Regions from separate parts of the Homo sapiens genome. Here region 1 is linked to region 2. A link is a loop called in an ENCODE intact Hi-C map of the cell type or tissue named here. Cell type or tissue: heart left ventricle. All regions are shown on one strand. Links, peaks and the distances in the headings refer to the core of each region. The heading gives the core; the rest is flanking DNA.

Region 1 (11,059 bases), core at 3,562-7,561, 1.2 Mb before region 2:
GCAGAGAGTTTGTCCTGTGTCTACTTGGTCTCAGTTGTCTTCAGCTCAAAATAATCTTTATGTCAGAGTGGCATATTTTGGGATGGTATACTCTAAGCCCCTTCAGCTGTGAATTCAAAACAACTCTAAAAAGTCAATTAAAAATTATATTCCTATAACATGGCCCTTGCTGGTGGGGCTCAGGACACACCACCCCAAAATATGACAATACAAAACCAGATATGTGAACACAAAATATACTTCTTAGGCAAATTTTGATCTTGTTATTCTAAGAAATTGCAGACACAGGAGTAGCTCTGAAAAGCTGCCCTTTTGTAAAAGAAATTTATAACTATAAAAAAAATCTACATTAGTGAATTATCTGTATCAGGAAGAGGGCTGGTTCCAGACAACTTCTATAACCCCAGAGACTTTTCTCTGCAGAACAAGACACCTTTTATTCACCAGACATTGCCTCCCCTCACCCTCCCAGAACTTGTGCCCATCCTCAGCAAGCCCCAAGCCCCTGTTCCTTTCTGTAACTCAGGACACTATCTAAGCTTCATTCATCTGGCCCTTCTCCTCATCCATATTTTGTGGGACTCCTGTGCATATAGACGTAATTAAAGTTTTTTATTCTCCTATTAGCCCGTCTTATGTCAATTTAATTCCTAGCCCAGCCAAAGAACCTAGAAGGGGAAGCCATTTTTCCCTCCACTACCTGCTTTTCAAGATCACAGTTTATTGGAACCACTTCAGAGTTAACCCCCTGTAAATACTTGTCAGTCCTCATCTTTTCAATGTTTTCACCTGACATTCACTCTTTATTTCACTCTTAGGTCTCCCAGCAGGTTGCTCAAGAAACTCTCCCTTGCTGTGGACACTGCTGACTTCTGTAAAATACATTTACAGGAGGCCATTAGTTTGGACTGAGCTTCTGCACTAGGCCCAACAGACTGAGACGGAGCATGGACCCCTATTAGAGGCCTGCTGGGCCTCCTCCAGCATGGAAACAAAGGAAAATCTTGATTTCCTTCAAGGGAAATTCCAGGTACCTAGCTGGCCTTGAGAAGTAAATGAGCCACCTGATAAGCAAGAAGGGAATAATAGCTTCAAGTAACAGCCACTCAAGTAAGTCAGAGCCACAAGGTGTTTGGTCCCCTATTGAAACTAAAGATTACATCTTAGCATATGTCCATGAATGGTTTTTCAGAAACCCGGACCCACGTCAGATGGAAAATACTGACCATCATCACAGAGACCTCAGATGTCGGGGAGCTGAGGGCTGCACTCTGATGGCTGCTCTTTGTTGTAAATTTCTTTCTCAGGGGCCTGGAGGGAGTCATGCCCACAGGCCACATCTTAACATTCCTTTCTGCTGACCCCAAGTTTTCAACAAAGCCTGGCTTCCTTAACCAATTGCAATCAAAGAATCCTGAAACCGCCTATGACCTGTAAGCCCCTTGCTTCAAGAGCTTCCACCTTTTTGGGCCAAAACAATGTATACCCTCTGTATTGATTTATGGTTTCCCTGTAACTTCTGCTTTCCTGAATTGTTCCCCTGCCTTTAAAATCCCTTGCTTGTAAGCCATCCAGGAGATTGGGTCTGAAGTGTAAGCTGCCCCATTCTCCTTGCTTGGTGTCCTGCAAGTTAACACCCTCCTTTCTCCTGCTGCAAACCTCAGTGTGGGTGTTTGGTTTTACCACACGGGGCAAGCAGACCCAGGTTCATTTCAGTAACAAGACCAGACTGGATTGGAGTTCCTTGCGCTAAAGTTCCACTTTTCCAAACCAAAACGAAGTTGTTGATCTGACTTTCTGAGAAGTCAGGACACAGAGAGATAACAGGCAAATCCCCAACAGGCCAGGTTTAGCCAGCATGATAGGCAGTCCCTCCCCTCTGCTTTAATGTTTACAAGGAAAGTAACTTTGCAACCAATCTGTGTTTTGTTCTCTGTTTCTGCTTCAGCCTTTTCTATCCATAAAGCCCATCTCCCCATCTCTGATCGGAGGAACGCTCAGTCTGTTTTATGGAATGAACTGTTGCCTGATTCTAGAATAGCAAATAAAGCCAATTAGGATCTTTAAACTAAATCTGTTGTACTTTTGTCCTTTGACAGTTCCATGATGGAAAATCTAATGGCCACTTTCCATTTACCACGTCAAAGGAACAGTCCAGGTAAGTGGCTCCTTTTTGTTTCTGGGGTCCATCTTGCTCCTGGCTCCTGAAGCCAATGCTTCTCCTTCTCATCCTGCCTTTCTGGATGCTCCTCCCCAAGGTTTGCCAGCATGCTTACAACCCCTGCTTGGGATTTAAAATCTGAAGTGCATCATAACTCACCCCTGAACTCTGCTATTCTTTTATTGGTATGCCAGAAAAAAAGAACCCCAAGCCCTCTGGGTGACCAAATTGATTTTTAAGGCACTAATTATTAACTCTATTCTTACAACCTCCAGATTTTATCTCCACTCAGAATTATATGTACAGCTGCCTAGCTGATTTCCAGACTGAAATACCTCTTAGACATTACAGATTAGAACTGATCCCACTCTATAGTCTAGGTCATCTTCCTGGACTTGGCTGTGACCCAGACTTACTGTCTAAATAAATGGTGTGACAGCTCACCTAGGGACTCCATTCCAGACTCTAGAAAGAGTTTCTTCAGCCTGTAACCCCCCCACGTCATAAACAATCCATTACTGAGTCCTGTTCATTCTTCCAATACATCTCTCCAAAGGCTTCCCTTCATTTCCACAATGACCCCAACTGTTTTGCCACTCGCTCCTTGAAGAACATCTGGATTTGTTTCTGGCTTTTGGCTATGAGGAATAAGCCTGCTGAGAACATTCAGCTCTAGGATTTTGTGTGAATGTAAGTGCTTTAGGGGTGGGGTGGGACCCTGCAGGCCATCCCTGGGTTGGATGATTCCCTAGAGGGACCCAGAGAACTCCACCAAGCTGACCTAAGCCCTTGAAAGTCAAACAGATACCACATGGCCCAATGCCTGCACTATAGCTCACTTGTTGGAATAAACTGCCCAAGAAAAATGGGGGTACGTGGTTACATTATCAGAGGCATCCCAGGTGGATCCTGGAGACATGGACAGTACCCATAGTCACAAAACTGACAGCTGGAAGAAGCCCGTCTTGTTCAACCCCTGTTTGGCATATTCCTTCCTTCTCCATCCTCACTTTCTACCCCTCACAGGGACTGAATTTACAGCTTACCAAGCCAGGCCATTGCACTTTTGGACAACTCTACTAAATGGATTTTCCTCATGCCATCGCATAACTGCTACCTGCCACCAGAGCCTTAGAAATACATGGCTTTCCATCAAGCACTCATGGAACATGTCACTGTGGGCACTTCTAGGGGGGATTCATGATGGATCCTCCAAGATCAACTAAATATAAAACAAACTCCCAGGTAACAGAACCATTTCAGCTATTAAATAAAATCATCTGTATTAACCTAGTTTAATTATGAGGGACATCTCTCCCAACATAATATACATACATATATATATATAAAATTTTTTTTTCTTTTTTTGAGACAGGGTCTCACTCTGTCACCCAGGCTGGAGTGCAGTGGTGCCATCACAGCTCACTGCAGCCTCAAACTTCCAGAGCTCAAGCAATCCTCCCACCTCAGCTTCCTGAGTAGCTGGGACTATAGATGAATGCGACTATGCCCGGCTAATTTTTTAAAAACTTTTTGCAGGAACAGGGTTTTACCATGTTGCCCAGGCTGGTCTCCAACTCCAGGGCTCAAGCAATTTGCCTGCCTTGGCCTTCCAAAGTATTGAAATTACAGAAGGAGCCACTGTGCCTCCAACATAATCATAATTTTTTTTAAAGAATAGTTGGTATTTGGGGGCTGGGTATGGTGGCTCACACCTGTAATCCCAGCACTTTGGGAGGCAGAGGCAGGTGGATCACTTCATTTCAGCAGTTCGAGACCAGCCTGGCCAACATGGTGAAACCCATCTCTACTAAAAGTATAAAAATTAGCCAGGCATGGCGCACACCTGTAGTCCCAGCTACTCGGGAGGCTGAAGCGAGTGGATTGCTTGAACCTGGGAGTCAGAAGTTGCAGTGAGTGGAGATCATGCCACTGCATTCCAGCCTGGGTGACAGAGCAAGACTCCATAAAAAAAATAGTTGGTATTTGAGCCTTTCTTTCTGAAAATCATTGATAGTGGCCCCATTCATCTGTTGAGGTTTTATATGAAAACAAAACCTTTTTACCATTGTGTGGAGAAAGGTGCTGACTGTCCTCTTTGTGGTGGGGTGAATATGGCTTCAGCACACCCAGCAGCTGTTTTGAGTTCTCAAGAAGTGAGGCCCAAAGTAGTTCAATCGTAATAGGGTCTCTCAGAAACGCAGCCAGCTACTCCCCTCCCTCAGGGGAGTTTGTGACCTTGCTACTCACAGCGTGGTCCATGAACCAGCAGCACTGGGGTCACCTGAAGCTTGTGTGAAATGCGGCATCCCAGGCCTGCTGCACCAAGTGCATCAAAAGCACACATGTTCTTCCTATTGCTGAGAGGGAGGAGGGACAGCAGCACAGGAGCAAAGCCATCACTGTGACTGCTGTTAGGGACAGTGCCAGAGCACCCAGCCCAGAGCCCCACCACCACCACCCCATTTCCTTAATTACAGAATTCACTTGAAATTAAAAATCCCCGCTCCCTAAATACCCACCCTCTCCTCTGGCTTTCTTTTTAGCTGAGGTGGCTGCTCTGGCCTCTTCTTTCACTCACTCCTGGCAGCACAGCAATCCCTGCAACTTACTCAGACCCTCAGGACTCCTCATTCAAGTGCAGTGGAGGACCATGCAGATGGCAGGGAAAACCAAAGAAAGCTCAGGTGGCCCATAATGGCTGCCATCAGTGGAAGAATGTCTCTATTTAACACTGAACCTTAGTAATGACATGCTCTCCCCTTGTCCTGGACCTTCATTTTAAAACAGAGCATTCAGGTGGGAGGGGAACCACAGGGGCACTTCGATCCTGAACCTGCTCTGGGTGGTGGCTCTAGCCTTTGGGATTTTGTCTTCATTTACTTTTTTTTTGAGATGGAATTTTGCCCTGTCACCCAGGCTGGAGTGCAGTGGCATAACCTTGGCTCACTGCAACCTCCATCTCCTGGGTACAAGCAATTCTCCTGCCTCAGCCTCCTGAGTAGCTGGGATTACAGGTGCACACCACCATGCCCAGCTAATTTTTGTATTTTTTGTAGAGATGGGGTTTCGCCATGTTGGCCGGGCTGTTCTCAAACTCTTGACCTCAAGTGATCCACCCTCCTCGGCCTCCCGAAGTGTTGGGATTACAGGCGTGAGCCACCATGCCTGTCCTGTCCTCATTTACTTAAAGAGAAGTTACTCATCCCCAATTCCCCATAGATGGTGGCCAACTTCTTTGAAATCCAGAGACATTTTATAATGCTCAACCCTTTTTTCACCAATTCTATCTGTTTCTAAAATAAGTGTCACTCAGGATGGATATGCTTTTAGAGAAACACTGTGACAAAGACCCTTTGCTCCAGAGGAAGGACCTGCAGTGGCCCCAGGCTGTGGCTCCAGCATCACTTAAGACAGTGTGAACATTTGGACACAATTAAAAACAGGACACTTAATCAAAGAGCACACTTACAAAGTAAAGGGGCAGGAAAGCTGGGAGGCAGGAGGTGCAGGACCCCACGTGGGACAGGCAGCTGTGTGTTGTTGGTACCGCCTTCCTGCCATGGCTTTCCTACACCAGCAGAGAGAAAGCCCATTTCTGCTCTCTGCTGCAAGACTCTCTGGATGGAAGGTCCAGTTCCACAGGAAGGAAATCCTGGTAGCTGAGGCGTGGCTGTGCACAGCCTGGATGGCACAGCCTGTGGCCGGCAGGTACCCAGGGCCCCTGGTGGGGGTCTCACCCGCTTGGGATGGCCTCAGCTCCCAGGCTGCAGCCACCACTGCCATTTCAAAGGTGAGAAGGAACTGTCTGTGTGGACCTCTCATCCCGCACAGTGAGGGAGGCGGGAGCTGGGTGGTGCAGGGAATTAGGAAAGGCAAACCTGGGACCTGCTGTGCCCTGCAGTGCAGTTTCCAGAGGAAAGCAGCCCGGGGTGGCAGACATTTGCATTTGGATGTTAGAAATGCTCTTCCTGGCTGGGCACGGTGGCTCACACCTGTAATCCCAGCACTTTGGGAGGCCGAGGTGGACAGATCACGAAGTCAGGAGATGGAGACCATCCTGGCTAACACGTTGAAATCCCGTCTCTACTAAAAATACAAAAAATTAGCCAGGTGTGGTGGCGGGCACCTGTAGTCCCAGCTACTTGGGAGGCTGAGGCAGGAGAATGGCGAGAACCCAGGAGGCAGAGCTTGCAGTGAGCTGAGATCGCACCACTGCACTCCAGCCTGGGTGACACAGCGACACTCTGTCCCAAAAAAAAAAAAAAAAAAAAAAAGAAATGCTCTTCCTGACTTTTCAGAGCTGACTGAAGCCCCCAGTTCTTGGCTTGTGTCTTTTCCTCGCCTATATATATTCAACTATATGCAATCAACAAGCTTAACTGAGAATCAAGAGAAGCCCAGGACCTGGGGAGCCTGGGACCCCCTTCAGCATCCACTGTGCTTGGGATGGGGCTCCCAACCCTGCTTCAAGTCACCTATTGTTCTCCTGCCCCAAAGAAGCTGGCACACCAAGCGATGCTTCCATTTGTCCACTGCCTTTATGGGAAGGGACAGCGGTCTCTCCTTGGTGCCAGTGTTAGAAGGAAGAATTGGCACTCACTCGGTCCTGCTATGTGTGGGAGTCTTCTCTGCACCCTGCCCTACCCTTGTCTCTTATCACCACTGAATTGAGCAATACCAGACTTTGTTTCCAGGCTTTGTTTCCTGGCTCTTAACAATAAACAGAACAGTCTCCCTAAGCCTTTCACACCACATAGACCCCTCGGGATGAATTGCTCGAGCAGCTCCTGCTGATGCCGGGCCTTGGGAAAAGAGGGCCAGTGGGGAGGGCCCACCCCTGAGCTGAGAGCTCCCTTTATAAAGGTAAGTCCAAGCCCCAGAGATTTGGGGGTCAGCAGGGGAGACAGCAGGGCTGAAGGTGTAGAGGGGGCACCCTGCACTTTATACCTGGGGCAATGCAACAACAAATGTGCCAGGTATGTGGACACACACCTAGAGGAAGAGTGCTGTGCACCCTCAAAGCCTGGTGAGGATCAGCAAAGCAGCCCCTCTGGGAAGCTTGTTGGAAAGGCCAACTCTCAAGACCCTCCCCACCCCTGATGCACCAGAACCTTCAGTCTGACATAGCTCTGGGTGACTCCCCTGCTCCCGAGGTCTGGGATGAGCTGCCTGAAGCACTGGCTCTCAATCTGCCTGATTGTCAGCACCACTTGGAGAGCTGGAGAAGTTCTAAAAAGACAGATCTCTGGGTGCTTCCATCCCTGGGATTGTGATTCAGTAAGTAAGGGGTGAAATACAATAATTTATATCTATGTTTTTAAAGCTCCCCCAGTGTTCTGGATGCTTAGCCAGCCTGGGGACCCTCTCTCTGCTCTTCGGGTATCTTACAGGTAAGAAAGATGTCATTGTAAGCTTTTATCCTTGGAAACACATTCATTCCAAACATATCGAAAGAACGTACTAGGCTGTGTTTGGTGGCTTATGCCTGTAATCCCAGAGCTTTGGGAGGCCCAGGTGGGCAGATCGCTTGAGCCTAGGAGTTTGAGACCAGCCTTGACCTCCTTGACTTCTGGGAAGTTTATGAGGGACCTGGACACTGTCAGAGTGGTTTTTTGTTTCCCTTTGTGTACAGTTCTGAGTTCATTATTTATGTATTAGGGTTTGGAATAGGATCATATAAATATTTCGTATCTTAAAATAGCTGTGAGAGTGTCACTAATCTGCCCCTGAGCTGAATATCCACCCCCCACCACCATTTTAATCCTCCAGTCATGTGAGGGAGGATGGGAGTCTGTGTGAACGTCTTTCTCACTTGTGTTCAAAGATCATATCTGCCTGTCTCATCTGTCAAGAGTGTAGAGTTTGTTGTGATGGTGTATTCAAAATAGACGAAACGTGTGGTCATTGTACTTAGCAAACAGCTTTTCACATCAGGATGTTTCTGCCCCCGGCTCAGGGCTGGTCCAACTGTGTGACGAATGTGGCTCAGTGCAGGTGTCTGGTCTGCCACCCTCAGTCCCACAGCTGCAGTGTTAGAAAAACAGTGCTGTGGGCACCCAGCGTCGGTGACATGAGGAATATGGAATAATGAATACTTAATTCACATGTGCTTATAGAAAAAACTTTAAACAATAAAAATAACCAATTGTTAGATTTACATCTTTTTCTGTCACTATATATAAAAGGAATCAAGAATTTTCATGCAGCTTCCGGGTATTCTTGAGACTGGTATATCGTTTCTTTTTGAAAAGTGCATTATTGCATAACAACACCTAAATATATTTTTATATTTTTATATATTTGTAAGCATATTTTAGCTCAAAAATAGCAAAAGTATACATAGCTTATAGCACAGTTTGGGAAATGCTGATGTATATGGTAATAATGCATTGTTTGAGATGATTTAAAATTATATTAGGATATTAGGAGCCCAATATAGTGATCCAAATTGAGATCCTCTTGTCTAGTATCCTTTAAAATGACAAAACATCAAATCTAGAAAATAGATAAGAAGTGAATTTTAAGATAAAGGTACAACAGATTTTCTATTTTTACAAAAATCATTAGTGATTTTCAAAAATATATTCTAGAATTCAAGCTGTTAATTTAAAAAGTGCATATTTAATAATAAAGTGAACAAAACTGGCTGTTAGAAAAAACACTTCATCTTGCTGTCTCCAAATCTTGCAGCTTTTCGAAGTTTCAGAATTTTGTAAAATATTTTGAATAGCCCAGACTTTCTGAAAATGGGTGTAGCCTTTCAAAGTATTAGAATTGAGAAGCTTTTAAATGCTAATCTTATTTTATAAAGTGTTGACTTTTCACTGTAGACTAATAGCAAACAGTTTGTAAAGAAACGTAAATAAAAAATGTAAATAAATAAAATAGGCTTATTAGTTTTCAAAAAAATTTATTTAAAAGGAAGGGGCAATGTAGATTGGAGTAAGGAAGTATGTGAAAATGTATTTTGTGAAAGAAATCAACTCACGCACACACACACAAATGCACACACACACACACACACACACACACGCCTCAAAAGCAAAACTCCAACAATGCAGCTGTTGTTCCTTTGCAGCAATATTTATCTCACCTTGAGTGAGTGAGGACCATGCTGCTTGGAAGCGTAATAACTTAAACACCTTGCCTATGTCTAGTGATTAAAAACTAAGCTCTACTCAGCTCATGTAATGCCCCTGACCTCCACCAGAGAGAAATTCTAGGTTATTCCTTGTGGGCAAATGTGTCCATGGATCAGCGGATCAGGGACTGCTGAATCAGATGTGTGTCCCTCTCTACATGTCATGGTTTGTAGAGATCAAAATTTTCCCTGAAAACACACAGGTTTGTGAAGCCAGGTGGTCAGCCAGTTTCTGAGGCCTAATAGGGAGGCCAGAATCCTGCTCCCAGGACAGGGCTGGGTTGGGGATGTCTGTGGTGATATCATCTCCAGCCATAAGCTCCAGGGCAATGCTGTCTGCGATGAGGGTCTGGGGCATCCTGAGCTCCTGGAGAAAGCTGGATGCAGTTAAGAGCTCTATGAAGATTGTATGTGGTGGCAACGCTGTTGGGGTACCCCATGGGTAGCCTAGAGAAGAAGTACTGTGTCCCACTGCAGATGAAGGTGAATTAAGGCAGAGAGGCTATTGAAATAGGCACTGAACAGAACATGATAGCCGAATCTATAATAGCAAAATATTTACCAGTTGTAGTCCCAGGTACTCAGGAGGCTGAGGTGGAAGCATCACTTGAGCCTGAGAGGTGGAGGCTGCAGTGAGCCGTGATCATGCCACTGCACTTCAGCCTGGGAGACAGAGAAACACCCAAACTCAAAAAAAAATTACTACATATTTATACATACAAAATTGCACACACACTCACACACATACATACACACAGACTCACATAAAAGTAAAATAAATACATTGTATCCATCACCTACACCACTACATTTGAAGCCGTCTTCATGGTTGGCCCTTTGGAAATGTAACCATTTGCCTCCCCATCTAGGACAATCATTCATCTGAAGCTTTACAAAACATATTATTTCCCTGACTTTTATACTTTTATTACATAATAACATCTCTAAATAATATATTGTTTATCTAAATAATATAGTGTTTAACTTTGTAAGTTTTTACACTTTCTATAAATGTGCTATGTATCTCTGTAACTTGCATTACTCATTCCACATTGTATTTTCGAGAGCCTTCTATGTTTTAGCTTCTTGTTCAATTCTATGTATTGCTTACTAATTAGCCTTTAAATTGAATATACTAAGACCTACCCGAGAAGGAATTCTTGTGGGATAATGAGTATACAGTGCTTAAAGCAGTGCCCCATTCATTATAGGTATTCAATATTATATATGTAATACTATATACAATATTTTAATACTGAGTAATTATATACATATTATGGTTGCTCCTTTCTTTGTGGATGTACATTATTTCATCAACTGCACTATGAACTAATAGTTTTCTTTTGGGGGAGGGGGCAGGGTCTGGCACTGTTGCCCAGGTTGAAGTACAGGGATGCAATCATGGCTCACTGCAGCCTGGACCTCCCGGGCTCAAGGATCCTCCCACCCCAGCCTCCTGAGTAGCTGTGTCAAACGGCAGTGCCACCACTCCCAGCTAATTTTTAAATTTTTTGTAGAGATGGGGTTTCACCATGTTGCCCAGGCTGGTCTCTAACTCCTAGCTCAAGCAATCTGCCCACCTCAATCTCCCAAAGTGCTGGGATTACCTGTGTGAGCCAGTATGCCTGGCAAGAGTTTTCAAACTACGGTAAAATTCAAGTTACAGAGACCTTTGGGAAATGCCTCATTCTAGGTATTTGAAGCTTCCAGATAGCTAAGATTAAAAATTCTTATGTACTAACTTGTTTCTAAGT
Region 2 (10,921 bases), core at 6,922-10,921:
AAACTGAGGCAGACTCACGTGGGGTTGGGTGCGGGTGGCTTGGACATGCAGGATATCCGTAGATCCTTCTTCCTCTTGGATTTTCCTAGAATGGAGAGAAGGTGAGGCGTCTGGCCTATCCCTTGACATCAATGTCCCCTGCACTCCCATGAGCCATCAGGCCCTGGCCCACAAGGGTGCCAGCCTCTGCCATCACCCATGCCGGGAGCCCCCTCTCTCCAAGCCAGGCCGTTAGGCCTTCAAAGGGGGAAGGAGGCCCACCAGCCCTGCAGGGGAGCAGAGCAGGACAGACCCAGGCCTGGAGGCTGGACTCCAGGGCCTTATCTCAGCCCTGCCCACTGGGCACATCTTGAGTACCTCCCTGGGCCTCAGTTTCCCCATCTGTGAGGTGTCCTCACTGCCCTGCCTGACTAGTCAATGGGATGTGGGGTGAGAAGGGGCCCAGCGGGGGTCCAGCCAGCACCTGCAGCAGCCACTGTACAGGGGCTTCATTAGCTGCAGGTAGCAGGATGGGGCTCATACTGCATCCAAGATGAGGAAGGCCAGGCCCCCAGAAAGGGCAACAGGCGGTGGAGCAGGCGGGGACTCCAGCCCGGGCTGCCCTCCAGGCTAGCTCTGCTGGGCCCTGCTCACCCTGGAGGCCGACACCCGATGCCCGTTTCTCTCCCTCCCCTGAAAAGCGCTGGCTCTCTCCCCTCCCCTGCACCAGGCAGGCCAGAGTCCCGGGGCAGTACCTTCCTCACTCCACCCCTAGGGACAGGCGAGAGGCCCCAGTGTCCACACCTCTCAGGCTGGCTACAAGAGCCTGGCCAGGTGCACAGCACTCAGCTGGTACTAACGGAGGGTCAGCATTTCTGGGGCTCCAGGCACAGTGGGGCTGGCATGCAGAGAGAGCTCCCTGTAGTCAGGGCCGCCCTTTGAATAAGGCATAGCCGCCATTCCACAGGCAGGAGAAGCAAGGATCAGAGATGCCAGGGTCACCTGGTGCTCTGGCACCATCAGGCAGCAGGGCTGGGAGTGACACGGCTCCCGGAGACCACCCAGTACAGACATGCTGGCCACATGCCTGCCCTTGTGGGAGCTTCTGCCTCATCATTTCCCAAGCATGATCCTGCCACATCTTGGCCCTCACCCACCACCCGCCACTCCCTGCTGCTGGCTCACCCTGGCTGCTGGTACTGGGGCTTAGAAACTGCCCATGGCCCTGCTGCCGCCTGCCAAGAAGACCCCAGTCTCTGAAGCCGCCTCCAAGCCAGGTTCAGATCCAGCCTTGGCCACGGTGCAACACAGACTTGTGGCCCCATCTCAGAGCCACGCACCGGGGCCCAGCAGCCAACCCAGCCCAGATGGAGGGCGAAGGGTGGTTACCGCTACTGGGAAGACAAGGCCAGAACAACAGGAAACAGAATAGCCTTGGCAGGGACAGGGGTCCCAGGGTCCATCCTGGGGCAGGTGGGCAGAGTGCAGGAGCCAGGCAAGCAGATACCTGCAGCCTTTCCACCAAAGCCACCCCGGGGACCCCGCTGCCAGGCCCCAGAGGCTTCAGGAAACAACAGCGTCCACAGACAGAAGCAGCAGCAGCAGCAGCAGCAGCAGCTGCCGCCACATGCACTGGGTGCCTGCCTGCTAACTGCTCACCCCATGAATCAATCGCCTAGTCACTACTCCTGTGCGCAGCGTTTTTATCTCATTTTAAGATGCAGCAACACCCTGGCTGTCAGGGACCGCATGGGTCTCACTGCGAGTCTGTCACAGCCACAGCACCGGCCACAGGCAGGGCCCTTCTCATCTGTGACTCCAGATACTCCCACAGCCCTACAGGGAGGGGCTCCCAACCTCACTTTACTTGGGGAACAGGCTCAGAGAGGTGAAGCCACTTGCCCCAGGCTGCACAGCAAGTCAGGGGTCTGGCCAGGAGTCACTCCTGAGTTTATTGACTCGCAGACCCCAACAGGCCAGGCCATGGCTCACAGCACCCCTGCCACAGGGAGCCCTCCCTGAGGCGGAAGGAGGGGCCCAAGTCTCGTGCTCAACAAGAAACGGCAACAGAGTCTGGAGATGCAGAGGCTCAGCACATTCTAACAGGAAAAACCATGGCACACAGGGCCAGCAGCTTCTGAGGCCACTTCTATCCTGCCTCTGGGCCAAAGTCTCTGAACTTCTGAGGCTCTGGGCTTGGAGTGGCGCAGCCGTGGTAAACTCCAGCTCTGCGACCCTGGCATGGTGCCCTCCTCTGCACCTTGGGTTCCTCATGTACAAAACAGCTCGAGGCAGAAATGCCACCCACCTGCCCCGCACAGTGCTGCAGGACGAAGCAAGATCACGTCTGCAAGGTGCTCAGCACAGGGTTCACTGCGCAGATGGGGACCTGTTGTGGCCCATAAATGGTCACCATGGATATGACCAGCCTCTCTGCAGAGGTGAAAAAAAAAACTGCCCTAAGTAATGAGAATTATAGGTAGCTTTTATTCCTGATGTCAGGCTTTTCGTAACCAGAATATAAAATATTTTCTGTTAAAAATTAAAGCTCTGCACAGAGACCCTGGGCCTTGACCTTGCCCCCAGCCCCTTGAGTCCCACCCTTTCCCTGTGGGGTCCACGCCACACCCTCCCTGCACTCTCTCTGCTCTTGGTCCCTCTGGCCCCAGCCTGCCACCCACCTCATGCCTTGGGATTTGGGAATGTTGTATCATGTGGCCCCCCCTTCACCAAGCCTCAGTTTCCCCACCTGTCAAGGGCACTTGCACATATGGGCTGGATGGGTGGGGACCACGCTCCTCGCAGGCCTGGGTGGTATATGGACTGGCCTCTGCATCCACCGGCCTGTTGGGGACACCAAGCCTGCATCAGGAGGGCCACAGGCTCCATGGGGAAGCCACCCAGCTGTCAGAGGGAGTGGGTGAGGCCGTCATGGAGACAGCCTAGAAACAGGCCTCAGGCTGCTGCAGACGTCAGAGCTGGGCCCAGATGGCCAGGCAGCCCAGGGCTGCCCAGGTGCAGCCGTTGTGGCAACCATCACCACAACAAACAGAGGCTCTCGGCGGCCACTGGCAACCCACGATAAGCCCGCCTGTCCCGGCTCTCAGCACGGGGTGTCCTGGGGTGTCCTCCACATACTCCAGCCTCATAGCAGCCCCCAGGCAGGGGCAAGGAAACTGAAACTGACCAGAATTCAGCCACTGACCTGAGGCTACACCACAGGTAAAGAGAGGCACCCCCAGACTAGAACACAACTCTCACTGGCCGTGGCAGCTCTGCCCTATCTCCTCCCACTCACCCCCAACTAGAGCCCCCGACCCTTGAGTGAGCCCTTCTCTGAATGAGACACCTGCTTTCCCACCGCAGGGCCTTCACACATGCCCTTCCCTCTGCCTGAAATGCTCTTCCCTGTGACTGTCCTAGCTACTACGTCGTCTTGCCTTTCACCAGTTCAGAGAGGCTGCCTGACTGCGCAGGCCCCAGTGACCGGCTCTCCCTGTGGCCTGATGGCTTCTCTGCTGTGGAGTCCCACAGGTGGCCGTTCTGCAGTTACCATCTCAGAGAGCCAGTCAGCAGGTCACCTGTGAGCACTCACTCTGGAGCCAAGGCCTGGGCTCAACTGCAACTCTGCCCCTTCCTAGCTGTGTGCCCTCAGGCAAGTGGCTTCACCTCTCTGGACATATGTAAAGTGGAGATTACAGACAAACCTCCCCGGGTTATCAGCGTCATGCCATAGCAGTGCCTGGCGCGTGGAGATTAGATGGGGCCATCTGGAAGTGCACAGCTCCCAAGAGAACACCACCCTCAGCCCCAGACCACCCCTGTCCACCCTCTCAGTGACTCCACAAGGGAGTAGGGGAGGTTCACTTATCTGTTGTATCAAGCATGCGGGAGAAGAGGTGACTTAGAGAGGCCACACGGTGGGCGTCTGGTGAGGAGTGGCCATAAAGGCAGGTCTGTCTGGCTCCAACGTCCAAACAGCAACAGCCTGAGGGCAGGGCCCCCACTTCGGCTGCTCCCTCTACCCTGGGCCTGGGGAGACCAAGCTGTGTGACCCTCTAAGGGTCACCCACAGGGGCAAGATGACAACCCCTCCTTGCAGCCCCTGCTCCGCCTCCACTCATAAAGTCAGCCCCACACCATGCCACATGCAGGAGCATCACCAGGTTTCTGACAACAGAAGTAATCCCTGCTCCTAGTTCACTGCCCTCACCTGACTTCCGGATGTTCCAGGAGGTCCCTGTTCTACTGCAGAAGTTCTGGGCCTGCCAGGGAAGGAGCCACAAGGGCTGGGAGATGTGAGCAGCAAGAGGCGCCGCCCTGCCCCAGGCCACCTCTATTCCCCAGGGTCCCTCAGAGGGACAGCAACAAGGCCAATGCGCTCCATGGCACGGGGGAAACTGAGGCCCCGAGAAGTGGGCACAGGCTTTTGCGTGGGCAGATGTACCTCGACGGTGTGGATGGATGTGTTTGGCTGCGACCTGCCAGACACTGGCCCCTCTCCCCAGGACAGGTGCCATCAGAGGTCCTGAGGTACTGCAGACGCCACTGCCAAGCACCTGTGGGCAGCAGGGGGTGGCCATGCACCTTCAGGCAGGGCCCCTTGCCCTGAGGTTCTGGGGCCCCTGTCCTGGGCTCTGGAGAGGATGCAGGACAAGGGGAAGGTTCTCCCATCTAACCAAGTGCCTGCTCCATGCCAGGCCCAGGCTGTGCCATCTGGCCTCATACACGGCCACTGCAGGCCCTACCTTCTCTATCCTCACCTTGTAGGTGTGCAGCAGGCTAGGGTGAGGAGGAGTGACCAAGGCTCTGCCCTCCACAGCCCTGCCCTGCCTCTGCCCGGCTGTGCAAGGCCACCTGGCCAGGGCCTGGCCTCCAGGGCCTCACACCCTCCCCACCTCTCTACCCTACAGGGACTTCCTCACCTGCAGAGAACGGGGGATCCCCAGACTATCCACCTGGCAGCGCCCCCTCCCCGGTGATGCTCCGGACCAGCATGGCTCGGGAGCACCCCTAACATCCGGTGGGGAGGCCAGATGCTCAGCTGCACAGGGGCAACCATGGCTGCCAGAGGGTCCTCCCGCCCAATGCCAACAGCCCAGCAGAGACAACCATGGCCCGCCTGCAACATGGAACCACTTGTGCTTTGGAGGGAAGGACGTAGGGAAGGGCCAGAGGCACGGGCCTCGCTGGAGAGGGAAGGAGGCAACACGGGAGGACCCCGGGCAGAGTGGCTGGGGCACAAGGCACGTGAAAGACAGGGGGCCCACAGCAGGTGGCTGCGGGCATCAGGGTGCAGCCTGGCCTCCCATGGCCAGACCTCACCGGTCTGGGTCCTCCATGCCCCATGGCCATCAAAATGCCCATTCTTCTGCATCCAGAAATTCCACGTTGAGCAGCTTACCCCCACACTACAACACCCACTAACATTTAGTGAATACCTACTATGTGCTGGGGTGTCCTGGGGTGTCCTCTGCGTGCCTGGCCTATGCAAATTTCTTTCATTACATCTCATTTGATCCTCTCAGCAACCCCTTGAGGCAGGTACTAATGTGATCTCCATGCTGCAGATGGGGAAACTGAGGCCCAGGGTTTATAGAATCAAAAGGCTGGCACATGGAATTGGTGAGGATCCTGCAGGTCCTCAGCAGGATGCGAGGAGTGGCCTCCCAGGGACAGGAAGAGCCAAGAGCAGCAGGAGTACAGCAGTGTGAGAAAGAAAATGCCGGTCAGACCATGTGAGGTGGCTCACGCCTGTAATCCCAGCACTTTGGGAGGCCAAGGCAGAAGGATTACTTGAGGTCAGGAGTTTGAGACCAGCCTGGCCAACATGGTGAAACCCTGTCTCTACTAAAAATACAAAAATTAGCACATGCCTGTAATCCCAGCACTTTGGGAGGCCAAGGTGGGTGGATTCCTTGAGCTCAGGAGTTCAATACTAGCCTGGGCAACATGACAAAATCCTGTCTCTACAAAAAATAAAACAAAACAAAAATGTAGTGGGCGTGGTGGTGCGTGCCTGTAGTCCCAGTTACCTGGGAGGCTGAGGTGGGAGGATCGTCTGAGCTGTGGTGAGCCATGACTGTGCCACTGGGCAACAGAGCAAGACACTGTCTCAAAAAAAAAAAATGAGAAGAAGAAGGAAAGAAAATGCTGGAGTGTGCAGAGTATTCCGAGGAGAAACAAGAGACTGCCTTTTTGTCCCTTTGAGATTCCTGCACTGTGTGATAAAGGCTACTCAAGTGCAGGCAATTTAAAGAAAAGAAGAAACAAAGAGGCCTGCTTGAAGCCAGCCCCAGCACTCTCCTCTGTCTGAAGGGGCAGCCAGGCTCACTGAGCACAGTACAGCCCCCGCAGCAGGCTGCTCAGGCTGGAGGGTGCCCCAGAGACTGTCCAGTGCAGATGCTGACACCAGGGGCCCCAGGACACGCCTGAGGTGACGCACCAGGGCAGCAGCAGAGTCAGGCCCCCAGCCTGGGTCCCAGCTCCTGCCTTCCCCGCACCTCAGTGGAGAAACCACCACAGCGTCGGCCCGTGCCAGCCTGGGGGCGAGCCACACTCCCTCTCTGTGCAAGCCTCGGTTTCCTCCTTTGACGTCCTATGAACGGGTGAAGGGGCCATGACCTCTGGGAAAGGATGAGCAAGGGTCCGGAGTTGTAAAGACAAAGCCATGCTCCCAGGACAGTCCTTCGTGACCTTGAGCAGGTCACTATCCCACCAGGCCTCAGTTTACTCACTCCTAAGATGGGGTTGATGACAACACACCCAGGTTGCTGGGTAGCCGTGAAGACCAAACAAGTCCATGCACACAAAATCCCCAGCACAAAAGGGGTCAGATCGGTGGGACTCTGGCCCCAGGCTCCCACACTGTGGGGCAGGCCCCATGCTCAGGCTTTAAGAGGCCATGACAGGGCAGGGGGACCCACAAGTGATGCTCAGCCCTCCCAGAGCATCAGAAGAATGGGACATTCCTTGCACCAGGATCGTAGGCTGTGCTCCAAAGGTCCCCACGTGGGCCCGGCTCGAGGTCAGCAAGGCCATTGCCAGCCACCTGCACTGTCGACAGGCCAGTGCTGCTGCTCCTGCAGAACGGAAAACAAACCTGAACAAACGCCATCTGTGCTTCACTGTTATCACTACGTGTTGTGTTGTGTTGTGTTGTGTTGTGTTGTATTGTATTGTACTGTATTCTATTGTATTCTATTGTATTGTATTCTATTGTATTGTATTCTATTGTATTGTATTCTATTGTATTGATTGTATTGTATTTATTTTTGAGACGATTCTCTCTCTATTGCCCAGGCTGGAGTGCAGTGGTGCGATCCCGGCTCACTGCAAGCTCCGCCTCCCGGGTTCATGCCATTCTCCTGCCTCAGCCTCCCGAGTAGCTGGGACTACAGACACCTGCCACCACGCCCGGTTAATTTTTTGTGTGTTTTTAGTAGAGACGGGGTTTTACCGTGTTAGACAGGATGGTCTCGAGCTCCTGACCTCATGATCCACCCGCCTCGGCCTCCCAAAGTGCTGGGATTACAGGCGTGAGCCACCGTGCCTGGCCTACTTCTATTTTTTTTAAACAGACAGGGTCTCACTCTGTCACCCAGGCTGGAGTGCTGTGGCACTCATTGCAGCCTCAACCTCCCAGGCACAAACGATCCTCCCACCTCTGCCTCCTGAGTAGCTGAGACTACAGACGTGTGCCACCATGCCCAGCTAATCTTTTATGTTTTTTGTAGAGATGAGCTCTCCCTATGTTGCCCAGGCTGGTTGTGAACTCCTGCCCTCAAATGATCCTCCTGTCTCGGCCTCCCAAAGGCTGGGATTTATCATTACTATTAAAATCTTACAAAGCATGGGATTGATGATGAGACATACCAAAAACGGGGTTCTTGGTGATGGAAATGCTAGCACAGACATCAGGTTCAAATTCAGTGCTGTCTGGTACCTAGGGGCTCCCTGGACTTGCCAGGTCTCATTCACCCTCAACAGCAGCCCTGAGAGGTAGGTAGGGAGCTGGCCTAGAACCAGCCCTGCCACCTGGAAGTCCCTGCAGACTTTCCCAACGAGTGTCTGCCCGCGCCACCCTGGGGTCTGCCCCAGCCATCCGGGATGCCGTGTGCCATGCCAACGGCAGGAGGCTATGGGTTGACCAGAAGGCTAAGCCAGGCAAGAGCAGAATGACAAGGGGATGGGAGCTGTCTCCATCCCCATACCCAGAGCCGTCCTGGGCAGGCCTCCAACGTGTGCCTCAGCTGCCAACTGACACCGCCAAAGCAACCCTCCCAGGCAGCAGTGCTCCCCAGCCCCCACACACCTCCTGATTAGGTCTGAACACACCGCTGGCATCCACAGCCCCTCGCAGCCCTGCCCCAGTGAGGCAGCCCCCTGGCCTGTCACCGCATCACCGCACACACTGGCACATGTAAACCTTGGGACGGGCCTTGGAAGCCCTTGGGGGCATCAGCACAGTGATGCAGGCAAGGACAGTCAGGGCACTCGATATAGCCGCCAGGAGGTGTCAGCAGAGCCAGGTGCAATCCCGGCCATGGGCCACATGGCAGGAGGTGGTGCCGGCCACCCTGGGCAGGGGACCAGCTGGGAGAGGGACAGCTGGACATGGCCTCCCCAGAGAAACCAGGGAAGGTGGCCCTGGAGTGCAGGGCAGGGAGGTGACAAGGACATGTGCCCAGGACTGGGGTCAGGGGAAGAAAGTCTGGGGCCCTCTCTGGAGCTGCCGCAGTCAGGCTTGGTATCTGGAAGCTGCAAGGGGCCCAACAAACTGCTTCTGCCTCCCCTGGCCCTGTATGGCCTTCATGCCCCTGGCAAGAGGCTGTTTGAGGTTTCCAGGGCCACTGCTTCGGGGAGGCATCTGCAGAAGCCACTGGGCACACAGGCCTGATGGAGGTGGGCAGCGCCAGGAGGCGCGGACAAGGGCAGGCGTGGACGGCATGTGGGCATCAGTCGTGGGGCCCTGCCACAATGCTGTGTCCTCCATGCTGCTGCCCAGCAGCCCTCCTCTGGGACCCTCCCAAGACACTGGCACCCAGTTGCTCCCCTCAGCTTGGCCCACCACCCCCCAACACCCCTGACTCAGGACTGAGCCCCTAGAACCATGACCCCAGGCCCTCTTGCTTCCCGGGCTGGCCCAGGGGCCTGAGTTCTAATTCCCAGTCCCACCCCACCTTCCCCATATTCGTCCTGTTAATGCTGCATGCCAAAGCCAGGGGCAGGGCAGGCCTGCAGGAGCAGGCCCCAGCTCTCTGTTCCCCACTCACCCTCCCAAGGGAGGCCCAGGAGGCCAGGGGCAGTCCCCAGCCCCACGTTGGGGACCAGTGGGTTAAGAGGCCCTAAAGCCTGGTAAATTCTGGCCTGCGTGAAAGGACCCTACAGCCAAGAGGCCTCATGTCACAGCGCCTACGAGCACATTGTCACGAAGCCCTGCTACTGTTTATCCACCTACCAATGAACTACACCCACAAAAGTAACAATAATAAAATAATAACAGGTGCCATTCACTTAACAAATGCTATCTTCAATCTCGACCACTACCCTGCAAGGGAGCATGTTTACTCCCACTTTACAGAAGAGGAGACTGAGGGCTAAAGAGGGCACAAGACTTGCCCAGGTAAGGAAGTAGTGGAGCCAGGATTCGAACCCAGGGCCATCCCAGCAGAGCCCAGGACCCCCGGCTTCCTGCCTGACAGAGGCATGCCTCGGCTGGGTTCTCTGCAGGCAGAGGGCAGTCTCACTATGACTTGTGCCTGACACTTAGCAAGTGTGGAATGGAACTGTCTACATCCAGACAAGCAGGGTCCCCATTCTCAGTCTGCAGATGAGGAAATGGAAGCTTCTCCTCTGAGAGCTGGGCCATGCCCAGGGGACAGAAATCATTTACAGAGTGCAGAGAGTGGACCAGATGCAACTTGTCCCACGTCACATCGCAAAAGGGACAGAGCTGGGGTTTGGACCCAGGCAGTCAGGCTCTGGAAACTGAGGTCTTAGCCTCTCCACATCACCATCTTCCAGGAGCTCAGGCCGGGTCCCACCCCAGCCGACCCTGCACCACCTCTGCTCCTCACCCTCCCTGAGTCCCAGCTGCACAGCTGAACCTGAGGTGTCCCCTGGGCCAAGGGTGGTAAACAGTCACTGCCACCTGCTCCTGCTCTGTGAGCAAGAGGAAGCAGAGCCCCTTGCCTAATAGAGGAAGTTCCTGGGTGGGGCACAGAGGGCCTGCCCAGGGGTTCCCAGCCCAGTCCGAGGCCCAGGAAGGGGCCACCTCCAGTGCCCCAGCTCAGGGCTAGGTGCCACCTGCAGGACACGTAACCCCCTCCCCACCCACCAGGCTGGCAGGCATCGCCCCTTTAAGCTGTAGGCAGCCGGCTGGCATGCCCAGCGGGTGAGTCAGCACCCAGTGCCCGCTGACTCACCGCCGGAAGCCTCCGCTGCCCCGGCCTTCTCCTCACACGGGCCAACTGAGAACTTTGCTCCCTTTGGGCGCTGGGCCATGGGTTGGCTGACAGAGAGTTTCCTGTGCGTCACAAGAGGGGTGGGGGAAGTCCCCGAGGTGCCACCTCCAGTCTTTCCGACAGCCAGGGGTTGGGGGGGTGGCCACAGCAGGCAGGGCTAGGATACAACAGTGCTCTATGAAACCTCAGTGTCACCATCGGGCAGTCAGGAGTCCTACAGCCACAGTCCAAGCTGTGTGAAGATTAGCCATGAAGTGCTCCCACAGGTGGCACTCTTAGGGCAGAAGGGGCAGAACCCATGTTCTGAACGACAACAGGACACGTGTGGTACCCTCCAAGGACAAATGTGGCTTGCACACATGCCCCCACCCACTGGCCCCAGCGCCAGCCACTTGGCCTCTAACCCCAGCCAGAGATGGCCATGTGGGCAAGGAGGCCAGGGGAAAACCAGCAGAGCTGTGGGCCTGAGGGCCTCA

The links. Peaks named below come from ENCODE experiments on the same cell type or tissue, not always from the same donor. Only the 100,000 strongest peaks of a DNase experiment are listed, where the experiment ranks them.
Region 1: it touches region 2 in a loop (14-fold over the local background); 1 of 110 quality-filtered maps calls a loop at or near these places.

Annotation. Positions count from the first base shown.
Region 1 is chr17:22,439,050-22,450,108 of GRCh38, reverse strand. It overlaps LOC124903954 (a long non-coding RNA gene), which reads right to left and starts at 9,968. Exons shown (of 2, transcript XR_007065672.1): 1 at 9,868-9,968; 2 at 9,058-9,776. In heart left ventricle, for the core only: no CTCF peak of the experiment used is centred there; no DNase peak of the experiment used is centred there.
Region 2 is chr17:21,287,577-21,298,497 of GRCh38, reverse strand. It overlaps MAP2K3 (mitogen-activated protein kinase kinase 3), which reads right to left. Exons shown (of 12, transcript NM_145109.3): 2 at 19-85. Among named protein-coding and RNA genes, the nearest start is that of MAP2K3, 8.3 kb to the right of the region's middle. RefSeq lists enhancers at 64-563, 564-1,065, 10,339-10,428, 10,272-10,867, 9,739-10,921 and 1 more. In heart left ventricle, for the core only: CTCF peaks have their summits at 8,488 (motif pointing right), 9,711 and 10,695; DNase peaks (open chromatin) are centred at 8,437, 9,256 and 10,477; H3K4me3 peaks cover 1,115 bases; H3K27ac peaks cover 3,105 bases.